Regions from separate parts of the Mus musculus genome. Here region 1 is linked to region 2. A link is a loop called in an ENCODE intact Hi-C map of the cell type or tissue named here. Cell type or tissue: gastrocnemius. All regions are shown on one strand. Links, peaks and the distances in the headings refer to the core of each region. The heading gives the core; the rest is flanking DNA.

Evidence for each region. Peaks named below come from ENCODE experiments on the same cell type or tissue, not always from the same donor. Only the 100,000 strongest peaks of a DNase experiment are listed, where the experiment ranks them.
Region 1: it touches region 2 in a loop (5-fold over the local background); 9 of 42 quality-filtered maps call a loop at or near these places.

Annotation. Positions count from the first base shown.
Region 1 is chr17:71,730,098-71,733,005 of GRCm38, reverse strand. No RefSeq gene overlaps it. Among named protein-coding and RNA genes, the nearest start is that of Pcare, 21 kb to the left of the region's middle. In gastrocnemius, for the core only: a CTCF peak has its summit at 1,531 (motif pointing right); a DNase peak (open chromatin) is centred at 2,231; H3K27ac peaks cover 1,316 bases.
Region 2 is chr17:71,781,811-71,784,718 of GRCm38, reverse strand. It overlaps Clip4 (CAP-GLY domain containing linker protein family, member 4), which reads right to left and starts at 2,772. Exons shown (of 16, transcript NM_030179.3): 1 at 2,650-2,772. It overlaps Gm30140 (a long non-coding RNA gene), which reads left to right and starts at 2,037. Exons shown (of 4, transcript XR_001782175.2): 1 at 2,037-2,908. In gastrocnemius, for the core only: a CTCF peak has its summit at 1,702; DNase peaks (open chromatin) are centred at 1,192, 1,743 and 2,157; H3K4me3 peaks cover 2,371 bases; H3K27ac peaks cover 2,499 bases.

The sequences.
Region 1 (2,908 bases), core at 214-2,713, 52 kb after region 2:
TGACTTTTGAAACTTCAAAGCCCAGTCCAGGGGCATGCCTCCTCCAACAAGGTCACGCCTTCCAATCATTCCAAACAGTTCCACCAACTGGAGAGCAAGTATTCAAATATATCAGCCAATGGGAGCCATTCTCATCCAAACCACTGCAGTACCAACCCATGGGCTGAGAATAAAAAAAGGAGCAAGCAAACTGAACACCAGCATTATTCTGTCTGCTTCTTTGCCAGACAGAAGATAAAATGTGGCCAACTGCCTCACTCTCCTGCCCCCATGCCTCCCTCAAACCATGGTCCGAATAAATCCTTCAGGTGCTTCTGTCACAGAAATGGAAGGAGTAGTGTGGGATTCTGGTAGACGTTTGCGCCAGGAGCATCTCTCCTGTGTCTGGTAGGGTTACTGTTGCTGTTATGAAACACCAGGAGGGAAGCAACTTGAGGAGGAAAAGGGTTGTTTGGCTTGTGTTTCCACATCACTATTGATCACTGAAGGAAGTCAGGACAGACCTCAAGCAGGGCAGGAACCTGGAGGCAGGAGCTGACACAGAGGCTATGGGGGTGGGTGGGCGGCTTGCTCCTGTGGCTTGCTCAACCTGCCTTCTTATAGAACCCAGGACCACTAGCTCAGGGATGGTCCCACCTGTAATGGGTACCCACCGCCCCATCAATCACTTATTAAGAAAATGCCCTACAGACTTGCCTACAGCCTATCATATGGAAGCATTTTCTAAATTGAGGTTCCCTCCCCTCAGATTACTTTAGCTTGTCAAATGGATACAGTAAGCCAGAAAATCCTAGACATGGAGTTTCTGGCTCACAGACAACCAAAGAATGGGATGGGATGAGCCCAGTTTCCAAGCCACCACCATCTCTGGGATCTATCAGGACCTGGAGTTTCTCTCTCTCTCTCTCTCTCTCTCTCCCTCTCTCTCTCTCTCTCTCTCTCTCGCTCTCTCTCTCTCTCTCTCCCCTCTCTCCCCATCGTGTGTGTGTGTGTGTGTGTGTGTGTGTGTGTGTGTGTGTGTGTGTGTTTGTGTGTATGTGTGTGTAAGGCTCCCTATCTTATTCAATAAAGCAGAGGTTTTCAATCACCCCAGAGCTTGCCAGCATGACTAGTCGGCTAACCAGTTTTCTCTGAAGATCCCCTTTGCCGCCTTCTTCTTCTTCCTCCTCTTCTTCCTCTTCTTCTTCTTCTTCTTCTTCTTCTTCTTCTTCTTCTTCTTCTTCTTCTTCTTCTTCTTCTTCTCCTCCTCCTCCTCCTCCTCCTCCTCCTCCTCCTCCTCCTCCTCCTTCTCCTTCTCCTTCTTCTTCTTCTTTAAGATTTATTTATTTTATGTATACGGGTACACTGTAGCTAAACAGATGGTTGTGAGCCTTAACATGGTTGTTGGGAATTGAATTTGTAGGACTTATGGTCACTCCAATTGGCACCGGTCGTCCCCTAAGCTCTGGCACAAAGATTTATTTATTATTATACGTAAGTATACTGTAGCTGTCTTCAGACACACCAGAAGAGGGCATCAGATCCCATTACAAATGGTTGTGAGCCACCATGTGGTTGCTAGGATTTGAACTCAGGACCTTCAGAAGAGCAATCAGTGCTCTTACCCGTTGAGCCATCGCGCCAGCCCCTGCCCACCCACCCCCATTGCCTTCTGAGGCTGAAATTATACAGCAACTACATATCCACAAGCACTGGCCTAGCTTTAACCACTGAGCCATCCTCTCAACTCTGCTAACTTTCATTTCTGCCTTCAAAAAATCTGTCAGCCTCTACTTCCCTGGGTGATTATAATTCCAAAGAATCTTGGAATAGTCTCATCTCTCCTTGGGTCATGACAAGCAGAAAATACAGATTCCCTGCACACACACACACACACACACACACACACACACACACACTGGAGGGGGGGAAGCATGCTCAGACAATAAGCAAACTCAGTTAATTACATTGTATAAATCTTTAGAAAGATTTACAATCAGCCTCTTTGAGTGTATTTGCACAACTCCCTTTGCAAGTATTTTTCCTGGCCCAGACTCAGATGGCTTCTGGGAAGACCTGCTGAGGTCACCATCAGGTGAAGAGCCACTCACACTGGCTCTGGAATGACCCAAAGTCACACTTAAGCCGGCTATTAAAAGCCAAGCCCCAACCTGACTTCCCATCACCCACTCAGCATGGGAGGGGCTGGCCAGCATCCACCTGGCACAGAGCTTCCCAGACTTAGAGCACACAACTCACATCAGATCCAGAGGCCGATGATAGATGGTGCAGGGGGATTCCTCTGGTGGGGCAGACCCTGCCAGAAAATCTGCTGAGCTTCAGGACTTTGCCATCTGTATCTGCCCCTCTATGGTGCCATGTCTGAGTCCATGGCCAACGGTGAAATGTCACCCCTTCAGCCTTCACCACATCAGAGCTGCCTGGCTGTGTGCTCAAACCAGTGGCCTGAGCTCTTAAATCCCAGTTATATCATCGCCAACCTGTTACTGGTCAAGGCAAACCAAGGCTACCACAAGGATGTCCAGACTGTCCTCTCATAGTCAGGACCCTTCTCCCTGGCTTTTCCTTAGAAACCAACACTTTTCTCTTCTTTCTCACAACCTGGCCTGCACTGAGCCCAGTATTCCCATGAGTCAGCCCATCTATCACAGCCTGTGCCATTTCATATAGCCATGTGACACCCAAGTTTTGTACAGCATGCAGACTCTGCCACACGTCCCTATCCACGATGTCCTAAACATGAAACACCATCTAGTGTTTGTCAGAGCAAGCCAGATGGGCAACCTCTAGCTAAGGCATTTAGTGATGCAGTTGTCAGGTCCTGCTTTGTGACAAGCTGGGCAGATCCTCCGAGAAAGTCCCAAGGGATAAACAGGTACTTAGCTCAGGCACAATAGGCTAGAAGACA
Region 2 (2,908 bases), core at 194-2,693:
CTCAGCAGTTAGGAGCACCGCCTACCAGGTTGGGTTCCCACCACCTACATGGCAATTCCAGTTCCAAAGGACCCAACACCCTCTTCTGAACTCTGTAAGCACCAGGCACGTTCATACATGCAAGCAAAACACTCATGCATATAAATTAAAAATAATTTTTTTTAAAACTCATAAATTAATTCTGGTTTTAGATTCAGACAGAATTTCCAACAACTTCTGAAAGGGTCCTAATTATACATGTATTTATTTGTGTATATTTATAATATTTTCCATTTATATTCATATAAAACAGCACTGTCAGCACTATACATCAGTTTTATAAAATGCTGAAGATGTTCCATACCCTGTAGTACCAAGGGTCCGTCCAACTTACATATAAAATTGACAACCAAATCCTCTTCAGCATGCAAATTTGTTTTCATCTTTAAATAGCAAAATCATATGTATATCTTTGTTTCAAGATAAATATATGACTTCTTGTCAATAAATGTTTGATTTGTATACCTATTTTATTTACCTGGGACTGTATGATAGACCCTGCTTTAGCTCTATCTGAATGTTCAGAGGGTCAGTTTGCACGTGGCTAACCAGAAAGACATTTCATCTACGGACATTCCCCTGACCAGCACTGAAGGAAAGCAGTCTAGCTCACTCTTCAGAGAACAAACAACTTTCAGATGCCTGAAATGAGAAAGTCTGATGTGCCAAGCAAGCTTGCAGCAGCATAATTATAAATAATTAAGAGGACGGTCAGACTAAAAGCAGCCAGATGCTTAAAGGGTTTTAGCTAGAGACAGAAGTTGATTCTGTCAGCTCAAGCTCACTAATACGTATTTCAAACCTTCAACTGTTATAAGCAAACTGATACCACTATAATCATCGCTTTTTTAAAAGGCCTTGTTGTTGGGATTGTATCTGAGAAACAGGCGAGTGGAAAGAAGTCCAAGGAACAATGCAGTGTCCTAAAGCTACAAAACAGATATAAACACTTTGGTTGTGTCAAGAGTCAATCTTTGAGCCTAAATAATGGTTAACAAATGAAAGTGTTACCCCCCCCCCCCAAATGCATCATATTTATGTTCAAATGAAACCAGGATAGATTTGCATCGGCAAAATGTAGAAAGCTGGAATCCGGCCATTTCCAAGTCTCTGCTCTCCTTCCAGTCTCTGCGTCCTACGCCACCCGCTCTGCTGCCCCACAGTCAACTTAAACTGTGCCGCAGACTCACTGACAAAGGTCAAAGCAAGAGTCGACTGCAACCAAGTATTTGATGAAGGTCTCCACTGAGGAACACGCTTCAGAAGAATTTCAAAGGCACTGTTTTTACGCTATGCTAAGGTACGATGTACCTACCCACAGTGCAGCCTGGTACAGTCACCAAGTTACTGTCCCACCTCACAGCTGTAACTAAGAACCAGTTCATCTAATCCTTGCGGTTCCGCAAGCACGGGACAGGTCTCACTGGGCTCCCACCCTCCTGCAACTTCTCAAGGCGAATTAGTATGAAGGAATCTCAGAGCAGCAAGGCGAGGCGAAGCCAGTTCAGTTTGGAACACGCATGGCCACGGGTTTCTTAATGATCTAAGTCGGAGGAGGATGCGAATGAGAACATGATGAGCCAAGCTTATGAGAACCCACCAGGGTGCGCAGCCCCACGCGTGGGAGATACTCCGGGGTTCCGGGGAGCGCGGGCCTCAGCCGGGCACCCATCTCAGCCGGAGAGCAAGCGACACAAGCACCCACTTCTCCGCCCGCCGGGCCGCGTCCTGGGAGGCCTCCGGGCAGCTCGGTGGGGCCCGCACCGCCAACCGCCTAGCGGCCGGCCCTCCCGGCCTCCGGGTCCCGCCGCCCCCCAGCGTCCCGCCACCTGCCTGCTCCGGGTCCCCGAGGAGCGCCGGCTGCGGACGCGGGGCGCAGAGGCCAGGCGCAGGGGCGGGCGGGCGCGCTCCCGCCCTCCCGCAGGGGTCCCGTGGCTGCCGCCGAGCCTCCAGCCGGGCAGCAGCAACCCGCCGCCTTCCACGCCGCGCGCGCCGGAACCGGGCCCCCCACGCGGGTCGGCGCGCGCGCAGTGCAGCCGCCTGGGCTGCGCGCAGGCCTCGGCCCTGGGCCCGGCGCACGCGCCTGCGCTCGCTCGCCTCCTGCTTGCGCCCCCTGTGCCCCCAACAGGAGGAAGGTCTGGCGGCGGCTGCACCTGCTGTGCCCAAACTCACAGTCCAGTGGCCTTTCCCAGAGCCCCTGCGGTGCCATGCACAAATGGGGATCTGTCCAGAGAGGCACAACCAGGCTCTAAAAGGAACCTTGGCTGGCCAGGATGGTGATTTGGGGCTGCAGCAGGCACACCCTCCTCTTGCATGGTCTTAGTTGGCCCTATTTGCCACCCCCCTTGCTTTCTAGCATCCTGGGCTGGAAGAGTTCCCACCTACAGCATCTGGTAGGCAGAGACCACATCTCACCCATGCATAGGGAGGCCATGTATGGCCTAGGGTAAGATCCGTCAGTCAATTATCTGTTTCCAGGTCCTGCTGTGAAAACCCCTCTCAATACCCAACTGAGCAATTACAAAGGAAGTGTGCCAGCCAAAGGGAAGAAATGAATAGTCACAGGGCACACTTACACATTCCTTAGTTTTCTGCTCCCTCCTCACCTACCTCATACTTCTCATCTCTTCCATCTTCTCATAACCAGAAAGAAGTGACATTGAAACCCTAGCAGATGTGGGCGCTGGCATTTCTAGTTCTTCCCCATGCTGCAGAAAGGTGTTGGTCTTTAATAGGGAGAGCTAAATGTGACTGACAAGTTTGTAAACTTGAGTTAAGGATGTCACAGCCAAGCTCTTCGAGGCCTCACAAACTGTAACCCTGTTGGTGTTTCTTCCCTATCGTGTGGTAACTAACTTGTTGAGAGACC